3 separate regions of the Homo sapiens genome follow, and regions 2 and 3 are each linked to region 1. Evidence: chromatin contacts called from ENCODE Hi-C data. All regions are on one chromosome and are shown on one strand. Each heading gives the region's core, a stretch centred on a gene start or an enhancer-like site at or near the end of the contact. The rest is flanking DNA. Distances are from core to core; before and after follow the strand shown.

Evidence for each region. A loop is a pair of places that touch in the nucleus more often than their neighbours do. Pooled maps may share reads with other maps.
Region 2: a loop to region 1 is called in a pooled map, with 3 times the contacts of the local background. The contact joins the enhancer-like site here to the promoter of RNASE4 in region 1. A Hi-C loop is called at or near these places in 4 of 37 single-sample maps with no recorded cell type and 8 of 50 pooled maps.
Region 3: a loop to region 1 is called in a map of gastrocnemius medialis, with 16 times the contacts of the local background. The contact joins the promoter of DCAF11 here to the promoter of RNASE4 in region 1. A Hi-C loop is called at or near these places in 1 of 168 maps with a recorded cell type or tissue (gastrocnemius medialis), 1 of 37 single-sample maps with no recorded cell type and 15 of 50 pooled maps.

Annotation. Positions count from the first base shown.
Region 1 is chr14:20,682,195-20,686,957 of GRCh38, forward strand. RNASE4 (ribonuclease A family member 4) reads left to right here and starts at 2,366. Exons shown (of 2, transcript NM_002937.5): 1 at 2,366-2,564. TRY-GTA5-5 (tRNA-Tyr (anticodon GTA) 5-5) reads left to right here and starts at 1,079; the gene lies at 1,079-1,167. It overlaps TRP-TGG3-2 (tRNA-Pro (anticodon TGG) 3-2), which reads left to right and starts at 1,822; the gene lies at 1,822-1,893. It also overlaps a transcript of ANG not described here. RefSeq lists enhancers at 1-27, 748-1,057, 1,258-1,447, 1,588-1,717, 2,518-2,657 and silencers at 1,848-1,897, 2,168-2,287.
Region 2 is chr14:24,663,482-24,668,244 of GRCh38, forward strand. No RefSeq gene overlaps it. Among named protein-coding and RNA genes, the nearest start is that of GZMB, 32 kb to the left of the region's middle. Within about 2 kb of position 2,035, at least 6 of the 41 ENCODE cell types and tissues checked have a DNase peak (open chromatin) inside an H3K27ac peak, as active enhancers do.
Region 3 is chr14:24,113,386-24,118,148 of GRCh38, forward strand. It overlaps DCAF11 (DDB1 and CUL4 associated factor 11), which reads left to right and starts at 1,392. Exons shown (of 15, transcript NM_025230.5): 1 at 1,392-1,908; 2 at 1,997-2,364; 3 at 3,532-3,659; 4 at 3,881-4,008; 5 at 4,283-4,347; 6 at 4,670-4,763. The coding sequence starts at 2,210. NRL (neural retina leucine zipper) reads right to left here and starts at 1,564. Exons shown (of 3, transcript NM_001354768.3): 1 at 1,337-1,564. RefSeq lists enhancers at 645-1,360, 942-1,081, 1,322-1,471.

The DNA of each region.
Region 1 (4,763 bases), core at 1,116-3,615:
CGTTGTGAGGCAAGGTTTCATGTGCCAGTGGGGTTTTGGGAAATTAAGGGCCCGACTTTAGGGGCGAGACTTGGGTCACTAAATTTGATTTTAACGCAGAGAAATGTGGCCTTCCTTTTGAATGAGCTGCAAATATTATCTCCAAAAGCGAATTCACACAGAAACATTGGGTTTGCCCAGATGTCCTCTATTTCAGGGGTTCCCAACCCTTGGGCCGCGCACCTGTCCATGGCCTGTTAGGGACCCGGCTGTACAGCAGGAGGTGAACTCCGGGCTAGCTACCAGTACCGCCTGAGCTCCGCCTCCTGTGAGATCAGTGGTGGCATTAGAATCTCACAGGAGCGCGAACCCTATTGGGAACTGCGCATGCCAGGGATCTAAACTGCACTCCTTATGAGAATCTAAGTGATGCCTGATGATCTGAGGTGGAACAGTTTCATCCCGAAACCATCCCCCAACTCTTCCCCCCGCCCCCGCGGTCCGTGGAAAAACTGTCTTCCACGAAACCGGTCCCTAGTGCCAAAAATGTTGGGGACCACTGCTCCATTCCACACCCTCTCCCTCCCGTGTCTGTGGACGTGTAAGCGGAAGAGCCGAGATTGGGAGGGAAGCGCAGGAAGTGAGGACATCAGGGAGCCCGGGCCTAAGCCTGGAGGCCCGCCCTCTCCGGCGTTCACAGTTGCGCAGTCAGAATTGTGTGCGTCCCACCGCCTCAGCCCCCAGTTCTCCGACGCCCAGGTGCCGGTCCCCACCCTACACACAAACACACGCATCCACGCTCGCGAGGCCCCTGGGTCCGCGCCCAGTGAGGCCAACAGCCCTCGGGCGCCCAGAGGATGAGCAGCCTCGGTATGCCCGAGTTTCAGGGGCGCCTGCTCTGCTTGGGAGCCCCTCAGTGAGGCAGGGGAATCCAGATTTAGAAAGGTTGTCCTCAGAACCTCGGACGCAGGACTGTCTTACAAGCTGGCTTTGTGACTCTGCAGTAATTACTTTCCGGGTATAAAGAGATTTCTTTCTTTCCCGTCTCTGGTTAAGGATGTCTCGAGTAGGGATTTTTAGGAGAGTTGTTTCCGTGCTTCCTTCGATAGCTCAGCTGGTAGAGCGGAGGACTGTAGTACTTAATGTGTGGTCATCCTTAGGTCGCTGGTTCGATTCCGGCTCGAAGGAGACGCTGCTGTTTTGGGGTTTACGGTTGCTCTTCGTTTGTGCAAAAAATCTCTGTATCTTGACGTGATCAAATCTGTTTCTGTCTCTCACCCTTGTCCGAAGGAAACAGCTTAGCCGCGAGGTGGGCTGCGTTAATCGCGTCTTGAAAAGTTGGTTACCTTTCTGAAAGATAGTAGACCCGAATCGTCCCACCGTTGGGGGAAGGCACTGTTGTCTTACCGAAGTGTGTTATATTTTGGCTTCTACGTTAAGTCCAAAGGCCGGCAGATATATACGTATCGCGCGTCTGTCCTGGGGCTCAGTACCCTACAGCCTTGCAACCGAGCTCAGCTCTGGCCCTCGATCTCTATTTCAGCCCCCTCCAGGTTCCCTCCAGGCCCTAGCGGGCTTAAATCGCTCCCCGGGCTCAGTGAGACACAAGCATGTGACCTAAAGTCTAAAAAGCTGCCTTCCTTCACCCCATCCTGCATCTGGATCGAGGAGAATAAGCCAGAGAATAAGCCACACTTGAAACTTGGTGAAGATGGAAGGAATAACTAAATAAGGCCTAAGGGAAATGTCACAACAGAGGAAAAGAAACAAAACAAAAAACCTTCAGAACAGCAGGCGGAAAAGAGAAATTCAGAGTGATAGGAAGCACCACTCAGCTACAGTGGCTCGTTGGTCTAGGGGTATGATTCTCGCTTTGGGTGCGAGAGGTCCCGGGTTCAAATCCCGGACGAGCCCTCGTGGCTACTGTTTTTCCACCCCCTTTTGTCAACTACTGAAAAAAAGTCTCCGTTAAATTTGAAACACAAACTGTCTCGCGATGGGCTGTCCTGCCAAAGAAAGCAGCAGCGAATAAGTACGTGGCAGATGGTGCTGTCGACCAGTGTCAAGACCAAGTTTCATGGGTTCCTGGACGCTCAGCCAGGGGTAGTCTCTGAAGGGCCGCCTGGCAATTGGGAGCAGAAGCCAGTTTCCCGCCATCTGCTCTCCGTGGAGGCAGTGCTCTCGCGGCTGCTGCCCGTTGGGGTCCAGCTGAGGAAGGAGCGCGGATCCCAGGCTCGTTCTTTGCCTGGGCTGCCCCTGCGGCCCCTGGGGCGGGTGCTGCTGCGGCGCCAGCTCCAAGGGCGGATCCAGGCGGGAGGGGCCTCCTCGGAGAAGCGGGGCGCGGTCCCAACTACGCAGAGGCTGGCACGCCGACCCTCCACACCTCACCACGCCCCCATCTCCGTCCGTGTACACACACTCACACAAGGACGCCAACCCCACCTAGATGCAAAGCAGGATTCAAAAGAACATCTTTGCGTTTTCTACCGGCTCCCCATCATCGTACTAGGGAGGAAGAAGCGGGTGAGAAACAAAACTTCTTTCCATTGTCCTGCCCGTTTCTGCGGACTTGTTCTGAGGCCGAGGTAGGTTCACACTCCTGCTCCTCCTCCTCCTCTCTGGTAGCTTCATAAGGGGCGTTTAGGCCGGGGAGTCCTTTCCTAGTAGAGGCAGCTTGGGACTCCTTGGGGAGGAGTTTGCGGGACGGGGCTGGAGAGGGAGGAATGGGGAGGGACGTGAAAGTCCCGTATTTGTATGAGTTAACGACTTTACATTCCCACTCAGGTTTACTTTGCGCAGCTGGGCACAGATGCCAGCTTCTATTGATTAGTAGGCTTGGAGGGGGACCACAGAATCGCCGAACCTAAGGGAAGCCCTAGGAGGCCTGCACTTGCCCACAACTAAGAAAGCTTTGCTAGTTATTCAGGCTAATCACCAGCTTTTTGAAGCAGGCCTTAGTTTTTTGCAAGCGTAACTAACATTTGGGGATCGGTGTTTTCTGTTTACTCTCCTCTGCCTCCTCACCCTTAACCCACCCTCAGCCAGTGTTGTGCAATTCTTAGAGACACTTGCCAACAGCCTCTTCTCTAAGCCTTCCTACTGGAAGGTTGGGATCCTCCGTTTTCTCGCTCTGAGACAGCACGTCAAATGCTAATAGCAGCACATGAGTAAAGCGCAACATCTTTATTAAAACAATTTCAGCACCACTCAGGGGGCTAGGGAAATCTCAGATGAGCCAAGACCCTCCCTCGTGACAGTAAAAATCTTATAATCAAGTCATAATGTAATCAGTAGAAACCCAAGGGACATCATTATCTGTGGCACAGGACCACCTTCCCAGAAGCAGCCTCAGGTATTCAAGACTTACTTAACCACAGAGCCACTAACAAGTTTTGCAAGAGGATAGGTTTATTACATACGCTTCAATTCAAGCAATTCTTTTACTGATGACAAGCAGAGTAAAATAATTTTTGAATTTATGGTAATAGTCAATGTAGGTTTCCTTCGAACAGCAACTTTCAGTGGCCCCTTTAAAGTTAGCTCTGATTGTCTAGAAAGTACTAGTATGGAATATAAAAGTTGTGTGGGCCCGGCACGGTGGCTCATGCCTGTAATCCCAGCACTTTGGGAGGCCGAGGTGGGTGCATCACAAGATCAGGAGTTCGAGACCAGCCTGGCCAAGATGGTGAAACCTCGTCTCTACTAAAAATACAAAAATTAGCCGGGCACGGTGGTGAGCACCTGTAACCCCAGCTACTCGGGAGGCTGAGACAGGAGACTCTCTTGAACCTGGGAGGCGGAGGTTACAGTGAACAGAGATTGCGTCACTGCACTCTAGCCTGGGTGACAGAGCAAGACTCCGTCTTAAAAAAAAAAAAAAAAAAAATTGTGTGGTGCATTGGAAAGCTTCCAGGCCGGCGAATGCAATGAGTTCCTTGGGCAATACATGTCTCTTTCTCTGTTCCTCAGTTGGCTCTTCTTTAATATGAGGGGTGGACAGAGTCTCAGAGGCCCCTCCCACTCTTGTTCTATGACTCCATGGAGTGGTACGATGTTAGTAACAGGACATGAGGCACTCTAGTAATGTGGAGATGAACTATCGTTTGGCAGAGAGGATGGAAAAAATCATTCCAGGAAAAGAGGAATGGCTTTAGCTATTGTTGAAAACAGATAATCAGGTTATAAGCAGGCAAGAGTAAGAGGTTTGTCAAGTTATTGTTGGAAGCATTGGTCACTGTGACTCAAATTAAAGTAGCTGGATAAAAAAGTGGACCAATGAAGGTCAGTGAAACCTTTCTTTAGGAGTTTTTATTGAATCTGTATTTAAGCAGATTCTCTGTAATTCTCTGTAAACAGTTATTCCCGGAAGAATGCCATGAAATACTTGGGAAAGAGGGAATGGGAACAAAGAGTGAGTGGGCACAAAGCCCAGAGTTGGTTGAAAAGCAAATGTTTAATTTTTGTCTTTGTTTGGAAATACAGGCATGTCAGCAGGACTTTGTCCCCACTGTCCTTCAATCAGTAGTGTTGCCTCTTCCTGGAGACGTGGTTCTTCTTGCCACGTGTGCTTTTCCTTCTTTACCTGTTACTTCCGTTATTGAATAAGTTCATGCTTATAGACCTAAAGTGTTAGAATAATAAAGAAATATAGAAATTATTTAGTCCATTCTTCCCATCATCTAATTTTATAATTAGTCCTAAGACAGAATGATACATATATACTCTGTATGAAGGAGGAAAGTGCTCTAACACTAGGGTCCTTGGAAACAGGACCCGTGCATCCC
Region 2 (4,763 bases), core at 785-3,284, 4.0 Mb after region 1:
GTCCCTCCAACTGGAGGATAAGACCTAAGCTTTAATAATCGCTTGACAGTTTCTCAGATCACTAGCCCAGTCTTCCCCCTCATTATTAAGTTCCTCTTCTTTGCCTCCTGCTAGCCTAGACTTTTCCTTATCACTGGAAGCTGAACCAGTCTTCATATTTCTTGGAGGAACCCATGAGAAGAAAATACTCTTTTTCTTACAGGGTCCACTGAATGTCCTGACTTTCCACTGATGACTTGTGGTCCCTAAATCCTGGTCTCCCCTGACCTCCCAGGTCAAATCTAGGTGACCATTGGCCACCCACAGGTCCACCTGCTCTTGTTTCTACCAAGGCCTCTGTGCCTTCTGATTGGATTAGTGTTCACTCCCTTAGCGTCTAAGCCTTTGAGGTAATCTTGAACCTGATCCAGAGAAGGTCTAATGTCCTAGGAGGGAGAGATCCCAAACTGAGCTCTTCAACTGACCCTGAACTGCCTCCTGCCCATTTTTCTCAATTATAACTCTTGAACTTCATGGCATTTGTGGCAGGCAGAATCCTAAAATGACCCCCAGTGATCCTCACCCTTCTATAATCCCTACCCTCTGAGTGTGGTTGGAACCTGTAAGTAGGCTGGAATCTGTGGCTAGGATGATTATGTTAGATTGTACAGCAAAATGGGGGTTGTCTGGGTGGGTCCAATCTAATCATATGAGCCCTTCAAAATCAGAGCATGTTCACAGCTTGTTGCAGCAGAGAAAGTCATACATAGAGGTTCCAAATTTGAGAAGGATTTGAGGTACTCCTGCTGGCTTGAAGATCCTGGGGTTCCTGTGCTGAGGACTGAGAGCAGCCTCTAGGAGCTGAGAGCTGCTCTCTACCGAGGGCAGCAAGAAAATGGGCCTGCAGTCCTACAACTGCAAGGGATGAAATCCTGTCAACAACCCGAATGAGTTTGGAAGCTCATTCTTCCGCAGAGCCTTCAGATGCGAGCTCAGCCTGGCTGACACCTTGATTTTGGCTCTCTGGGATCTGGGCAGAGAGCTCAGTTGAGCCTGCCCAGACTTTTGGCCTACAGAACTATGAGATATTAGGTGTTATAGTAGGCTGATGAATTTGTGGTAGTTTGTTACACAACAATAGAAAATGAATAAGCATTAATCAGAGATAGTCCACCTAAAAGAATCTTGATATGTTCTCAGGGTTAAGCAAGAAAAGAGAAGGAGAAAAAAAGAAGACAACAACAATTTCACCCGGAATGTGACCTAAAGAAATAAAAAATGACCTTTCTTTTATGGTTTTTTTTTCTAAGTTAACTTACTCTGGCTCATCTGAATCTTTTTATTTCCCCCTTTTCCATTTCCCCTAACCCTAACTTTCATCTCACACCTAAATTGAGACTGTGTGTGTGTGACTGTGTGTGGAGTACGTGGGAGTGCATGAATAAGAGGCATGGGATAATAACCAGCAGATATTTATTGAGCATCTATTCTGCATTTAGTAATATTTTAAGTGATTTATATAAATTCACTTCACCTATGAGAGTCCTGGGAGGCTATGCTAATATTGTGACTGTTTTATAGTTGAAACCAAGGGATGGATAGCCAGGTTAAGCCAAGTTTGTGTATTTAGGCAATGGTGGAACCAGGATTGAGTTCTAGGCAGTATGGCTGTAGAGTGTGCAGACTTAACTACTACACAGAAAATCTTTATCAAAGTTAAACTTCCTTTTGGTATAACAATGTATCCCGTGTGTGATGGTGAATTCCAAGCCCCCTTGAAACTTCCCTGCACCATCTGCATAGCGACTGTTCCCTGGTCCCCTTAGAGGCCTCCTGATATACAGATAAGGTCAGATCACCTGCACCTCCTAAGGGTGGTGATGGTGGGGAGTGGTCTTGTGATTTTCTTGCATCAGGAGTATTCTTGAGAAGATTTCTGAGTTAAATTGAGAGGGAAAAGTCTGAGAGAGAAAGTTTTATAGCACACCTGGGCCCCAGCTAGGCTAGGTCAGGAAGGGGAAATATCAGATCAAGGACTGAAAGAGAAAGTGCCAAGGAGGTAGAGTCTGAGGATCATGGAGACTCGCCCCTGCATGGCCCTGCTTCCTGAGATTCCAGGGGAGAGTGCTCCTGCCACAGTCTAATTTACACAGTCATCAACTCTGCCCAGGCAGGGAGCCCAAAGAGACCTCTGCCCCACCCCTAGTCCGATTAAAAAAACATCTGGTGGTTTCAGAATGAGTTTCCTGTCACTGGCTGGGGAAGATTCCGTAAGACCATAGGTGTTTTGGACACTACAATGAAGAAGAAACATAGGCTTGTGGCTTTTCCCACTAACCCTTCAGCTGCACTGACATGAAGACATGGTGAGATAGGGTGGGCCAATTTTTTTCCTGTGCACTATCACAGGTCTGGTTGCATGGGTCCCCTCCGTGGTGACTAATCAACCACATCCAAATGTCTCTTATAGCTGCAAGCTATAGCCAGGGCCCCTTATATCTGGGCTGCCAATCTGAAGTACATAGTTTCATTACAGAGTCCAAACCTGTCTGCCCTGGGAGATGAGTTTTATTAAGATCCCTCCAATCATCCTCAAGATTTTCATGGTTCATGTTTGTGGAGAAGGCTGTAAGATTCAGTGGTTTTACTTTTAAAATGGGGATATTATTTGTGGCTGACACAAATGCCCTGTTGCCTGCCCAATACCCATCTCCTCTTACTTATTAAAGAACTCAAATTTTTATCCAGTGGTAATGTACCCAGCTAAAAATATTCAAGTCTCCCAGACTCCTTTGCATGTAAGAATTTACAAGTGATACAGTTCTAGCTAATGAAAGTCAACAAGCAGGGTCTCAGGAGAGATTTTTTTTAAAGGGTATCTTCTCTTCAGTCTTTTGTTCCTTTCTTTTTTTTTTTCTTTTTTTTTATTATTATACTTTAAGTTTTAGGGTACATGTGCACAATGTGCAGGTTAGTTACATATGTATACATGTGACATGCTGGTGCGCTGCACCCACTAACTCATCATCTAGCATTAGGTACATCTCCCAGTGCTATCCCTCCCCCCTCTCCCCACCCCACAACAGTCCCCAGAATGTGATGTTCCCCTTCCTGTGTCCATGTGTTCTCATTGTTCAATTCCCACCTATGAGTGAGAATATGCGGTGTTTGGTTTTTTGTTCTTGCGATAGTTTACTGAGTATGATGATTTCCAATTTCATCCATGTCCCTACAAAGGACATGAACTCATCATTTTTTATGGCTGCATAGTATTCCATGGTGTATATGTGCCACATTTTCTTAATCCAGTCTATCATTGTTGGACATCTGGGTTGGTTCCAAGTCTTTGCTATTGTGAATAGTGCTGCAATAAACATACGTTTGTTCCTTTCTTATCCTGCTTGGAACTTGAACACTGCCTAGAGAAGGAGGAGTCATCTTATGATTATGACATGATAAGATTGAGGGCTTCTCTCTCCCTCTTTCTCTCTCCTTTATTAGTTGGCTTTCTTCTTTTATCTCCATCACAATGTCTTGTTTACAATCTAAGTTTTCTGCTCATGGAATAGCTGGTGATGGTGATACTCTGGTGAAGCACTCTATTGAATTCACTACTCTGTTATGGTTTCTAGAGGATGTCACCTTCTCTACAGAATGTTCAGTGATATTCATTCATGTGGAGATGTGGGTCTGGAAACATCATGCATCTGGAAGTGAGAGGGATAAGCTCATTTCAAAGACCATAGGGCCCATACATTGTCTTAATAAAATGTGACAATTCTCTGATCTCATGGAAAGAAGCCTTCTTACTAAGGGAAGATAACAATAAATGCCAAATGCTCTTAGCTTAAAATAAAAAAAAAATCAAAGAGGCAAGAAGAAGAGAGAAAAAGGAGAAAGAAGAATAAGGAAAGAAAACAGAGGGAAAGGAATCAAGATGAAAAACAGCCAGAAGCATTAGAAAGTAGCAGTGGAAGTGGAAACTTGTGAAGGGCTCCCAGGGAACAACCCTGAAATGCAAAAAAGAGAAGCCCTTGGCAGAAGAAAGCTGGATCATCTCTGAAAGCTTAGGGCAGAGCACACCTGACTTCAAGAACCCTCCAAAAGCAGTACTGCACCACAGTAATTAAAGATACATAAAATATCGGCAGTTTGCAGGAACATTTAGATACAAGGCAAGCTATTGGAAGTCTCTGCAAAAGCTTCTGAGGCATGCCGATTGCTCAGCAAGTAGACTGTGGAAGATTCTCTGCAGTACAGCAGAAGCTAATTCACAGCACAGTAGAGTTTTTATTCCCAGAAAGTAGTGTGAATACAAGCAGGACTACAGAAATGGGCATGTTGACAAAGTTATTCTGTTATGAATATCAACATTTTTCAATTAAAGGCAAAAAATTAAAATAAGTAATAGTGAAGAAGAAAAAAACTTAGAAGAGGTAAGCATACAAAAATGTTGTCAAATCAGCTCAAAATTTCTTCATGGAGGTTATGTGATAGTAATTCTCAGAAATGATGGATGATTGAGTTCCTTGTAGAGTATGAGTATCTTTAAGATTTGAGCACCATTTTATGTAGCCAGCAGGATACATTGATGATTAAGACATGTTAAATTTGGAAATGTAAATGTTTCATTTTTCTTCCTTTGAGAGAAGGAAGAAACTAGAAACTCCTGAACTAGAAAGATGGAAAGAAATACTTCTCCCCAAACTTTGTTAGGGTTTGAAAAATTAATCCTAGATTCTGGGTTTGGAAGTTTGTGAAAGACTATTGGGAAAGGAAAAAGG
Region 3 (4,763 bases), core at 142-2,641, 3.4 Mb after region 1:
AAAAATGATTCCGTCACATTCTGGGAGAACGCAGGTAAAATCAATCAATAAATAAAGATCCCGATTTTCCAGGCTGGATAACCCAGAAACCACGGAATCCTAAAGTCTCAATAAACGTTAAAGCACAGATAGTAAGTAATCTGGCAATAGAGGATGGGCGCCCAGCAGACCGCCTACATAATCAGTGGAGCCGAGTGCAAGATGAAAATACCAGGCACTTGCTTTAAAATTACTAATAATTTCAAGACCGTTAACACTAGAACATTAAACCAAACATTCAGGACCCTTCTAAGCGCAGAGGCCATCAAAGCTAGCCCTGGTGACAAGCTCAGGTCTCCGGATCTAGAGACTAGGAGACGTCGCCCGAAAGCTGGCCAAACCCTCGCCCTCACTGGGAGAGGCCCCAGGAGGGCCCAAGAAGGCCACGAGCCCTCGCTCCCATCCCTGCCCTCAGGAGCGGGCGGAGGGAAGCTCGCAGCTTTCCCAAGGAAGTGCAGGCTGCAGGGAATGAAGTTCAGCTCGGACCCTGAGCCTCTGAGCCCGAGACAGCAAGGTCATTCAACCCACACGTCCCCACCCAGCCAGGGCGAGGATCAGAGATGTGGCAACTCCCGGCCTTGGACTCAGGCTTGTTACTCATAAACCCGCAGGAGGGGGCAGGAGGGGGCAGGAGGCGGCGAGCGCGCACCCTGGACCCGCGGCCGGGGGCGGAGAGGCACCGCGAGGACAGAGGGACTAGCGAAGGTCTGCAAATCCCGGAGGGCCAAGGGAGCGTCAAAGGGGACAGCGGAACCGGAAAAGCTTTGACAGAAAGACGCGTGTATTAGGGAACGTCTGCAAAGACCGCGGCGGAAAGCCAGGGATTGTCTTAAAAAATTGTCAGACCGGATAAAGGGAGGTCTAAAAGGGGACCGTCCCAAGAGCAAGGCTTCCAAAAGCTAAGCCCGGAAGGACGGTATGGAGGTCTACTGGGACGCTGGGCACCCCTTAGGGCAGAACCGACTGGAGCTGCGGCCAGCGACAGAAGAACGGCTCCAGCTGGACAGGGGAAGCAGTGGGGAGAAAGGAGGCCCTTGGGCACTGTCTGAAAAGTGCGATGCCAAATGATCTTTAGGGACAGACAGTAAATTATATCCCTTGCTAAAATACCTCTCGGTAGCGAACCACCAAACGTTTCTTTTTTAAGCCCCGCCTCTCAGCCGTTACGCCTAGTTCGGCTGTCTCTGATTCAGGAAGCTGGCAGTTCCCACTTACTCCTCCCCAGCAAGAGCTAACAGCCCTCCTTGGGTGTGCACTTTCTCCTCCCCTCAGGCACCTCGCGCATTCTCCCGCCTACCTATCAATCATCGTGCTCCGCTGTCCAGTTGGCTGGCCAAGGGGGCGGGGCCGTCGTGTGACGTTTGCAGCCCGCCGGCCAGGAAGCCGCGAGATGCGTGACGAGCGAAGCGCGTGACGGAGGAGCGGTTGGCCAACGCAGTGGCGGCAGTCGGTGTAAACAAGGCCTCGCGCCGCTGCGGGTCCTGCGACCGCTCCTGGCTGGTGGGTGGTCTCGCGTGGGGCGGTTACCGCCGGCTTCAGTGGGAGGTGCTTCTCGGCTTCCTCCCCCTCATGGCGTACACACCCCCGGCGCACCACGTGGGCGTGAGGCGAGGAAGGAGGGGTGTTAGGCCAAATTCTATTTTCATTGGCTGTCACTGCTGCCGGCCTTTGTAAGGGGGCGCTCTGATTGGTCGATAAGGTGGGGGCGTCGAGGGTCTTTGAGTCCTAAGGCTTCTAATTGGTTAGATGAGATAAGCTAGTGAAGCGCTTTCTTCCGAGAGGGATTTCGATTGGTCGGTCAGAGAGGTTACCTGGAAATCCAACACCGCCCAACACCCCTCCCGCTCCCCAGTCCGGGGACTTCGATAGGTGAGTTTGGTGTAGAAAACAAATCTTTCTTCAGTTGGTGAGCTAGGGTAGCGCACTACGGTTCACTCTTGCTTTCTTTGCTTCACAGGATTGGAGAAGGTTTGTGTTCCCGACGCCTTGGTAGTTGGCATAGGCTAAAGAAAAGGGATCTCAGCCCCGAGGAAGGGTCACCCTCCTAGAGATAGCTACTACCCCGTCTCAGGAGACCCTGGTATTTCTAGAGCACGCTTTGCTTTCACCAAACCCAAGGAGGTGACAGGAGGAGCCCCCGCACAGGACCTAAGAATGCTGTGACCAGAAGATGGGATCGCGGAACAGCAGCAGTGCAGGATCCGGGTCCGGAGACCCCTCCGAGGGCTTGCCCCGAAGAGGGGCTGGCCTGCGTCGGAGTGAGGAAGAGGAAGAAGAGGATGAAGATGTGGATCTGGCCCAGGTACTGGCCTATCTCCTCCGCAGGTAACTTACCCTCTGGTGTGACCCCCAGCAGGTGCTACCACAGTGCCTTGATCCCAACTCCAGGCAGGAAAATTACAGAGGTTAGGAAATGGGATTCGCTCAGGACAGCTGTTCTGTTTGAGCTGAACAGCCTTTCCCTGCTGGGCACCCATGGCACTCAGCTCCATACCCAGTAAGAGTGGTTCTTACCTAGGGAGGGTCACCAAGAGGACCTGCTCATGTGTTTGAGGGGCTATTCAAGGGAGCCTGTCTCTGTGACTACACAAATATAGTCTATTTTCCAAGTAAGCTTGAAAAAAAAAAGGGGGGGGTCCTAGTGGGAAAGGAGTGATGTAAGGGGTGAAGAGATGGGAAGGGAGTGTTGAACTTTTTAGTAAGGCAGTTGACACATGATATGAGGCCACTTCGATTTACTTGAAAAACAAGTTTAATTTGCCCTGACTCTAACCTGTTCTTGAGGAAAGAATGCCTTGAAGGGAGAGACCACCTGGAATTGACTGGAAAAGGGTGCAGCTGGCTTTCTTTCTTTGCTTATGGCTCTTTGAGGAGAAGATGGGTTTGGGGGTCCCTTCAGAATATTGTATTCTTTTTTGTTTGTGTTTTGTGTTGTTTTTAGTAGACATAGACAGGGCTCACTGTGTTCCCCAGTCTGGAGAACGGGCTATTCACAGGTGTGATCAAGTGCACACCACAGCCTGCAACTCCTGGGCTCAAGCAATCCTTGCCTCCCAGGTAGCTAAGACTACAGTTGCACACACCACCGCACCCAGCTTAGAATATTGTCTTCTGTGGTGGACTTCTCAGGCAGAGGCTCAGAAGGAAATGCTGTGAGGATGTTTAGCTTGTTGGGAGGTCAACTTAGTAGGTCATGTCCACAGCGTATTGGTCTTGCTCTTGTTCTAAGGAAATGATGTTAGAATGTTTAGCTCGCTGGGAGGTCAACTTAGTAGGTCACGTCCACAGCATGTTGGTCTTGCTCTTGCTGTAAGAGTAAAACTCTCTTTCCTACTGTGTTTTATAGGAGACCAAAAATAACAGCCAAGGTCTAGTCAGCCTCAAACCTCAAAATGAGTACCAAGTGGTCTAAGAGCTAGATAGCCATTGACTCTGAATTTGGTTGGTTTGGGGGAAGAAGTCCCCTCCTTTATAATGGGGGTCTCTCCACAGAGGCCAAGTGAGGTTGGTGCAGGGAGGAGGTGCAGCAAATTTACAATTCATTCAGGCCCTCTTGGACTCAGAGGAAGAGAATGACAGAGCTTGGGATGGTCGTCTTGGGGATCGATACAACCCACCTGGTAAGAGGAAAAGCCCCTAATGTTGGAAGACTTTTACTAGAAAACCTTTTAGTGATATTTTGAATGATAGGTTACATTGAAAGAAGGTACGATAATTTAAGGAATAAGGAGTCCTTACAGCCCCAGTATATTCAGCCACAGGGGTGGGCTTGGGTACAGTTCTGCTAACTGTCCTCTGAGGCTGGCAGACCTAGGATGAAACTTCTCCTTGGTACTCACAGTGGATGCTACCCCTGACACCCGGGAGCTGGAATTCAATGAGATCAAGACACAAGTGGAACTGGCCACAGGGCAGCTGGGGCTTAGGCGGGCCGCCCAGAAGCACAGCTTTCCTCGAATGTTGCACCAGGTAGGCCTCTCCACCTCCCAGCCTGGCAGCAGGCCTGCCAAAGCAGCCAGAAGCTCTGCCAGCCCCAGAGAAAAAGGAAGTCAACTTTCCAAAGTAGAAGCCTCAAGCGCTGGGGCTGGAGAGTTAACCAGCCTCCATCGGAGTTCTGTGGGACAGACTATGATGTGTGTGTCCATTTCTATAACAAGAGCAATATCTTTGGAGGAGGGGGCTTGATATGGCTGAAGTGGCCCTCTATTTCTGCTAGCAATATTCCCCAATCCCTTCCATTTAGAGAGAACGGGGCCTCTGCCATCGGGGAAGCTTCTCCCTTGGAGAACAGTCTCGAGTGATATCTCAGTGAGTATGGGGCTTGGTGAAGAGACTCTAAGGGCCAGATAGGTCTTATCTCCTAAACTTTGAAGGGGTAGGTGTTAAAGGAGCCTCAGAGATATTAAAGGTTAGGTTAAATGGGGTTGAAACTTTGAGAGTAAACAAAGTAGAAAAGTGTAGAAAATTGTAGAAATTTAGAGGATGGTGGAATGGTTGAAAGACGGGATTGCACTCACAGCCAAAAGGGAAGAATGACTGTTCTGATATTCCAGCTCTGTTAGGATTCTGCTGATTGGGACACTCCTTATCCTGAGCACCCCTCACCCTCACTTTCTCTCTCCTTCCCTAGCTTCTTGCCCAATGATCTGGGCTTCACTGATAGCTACTCTCAGAAGGCTTTCTGTGGCATCTACAGCAAAGATGGTCAAATATTCATGTCTGCT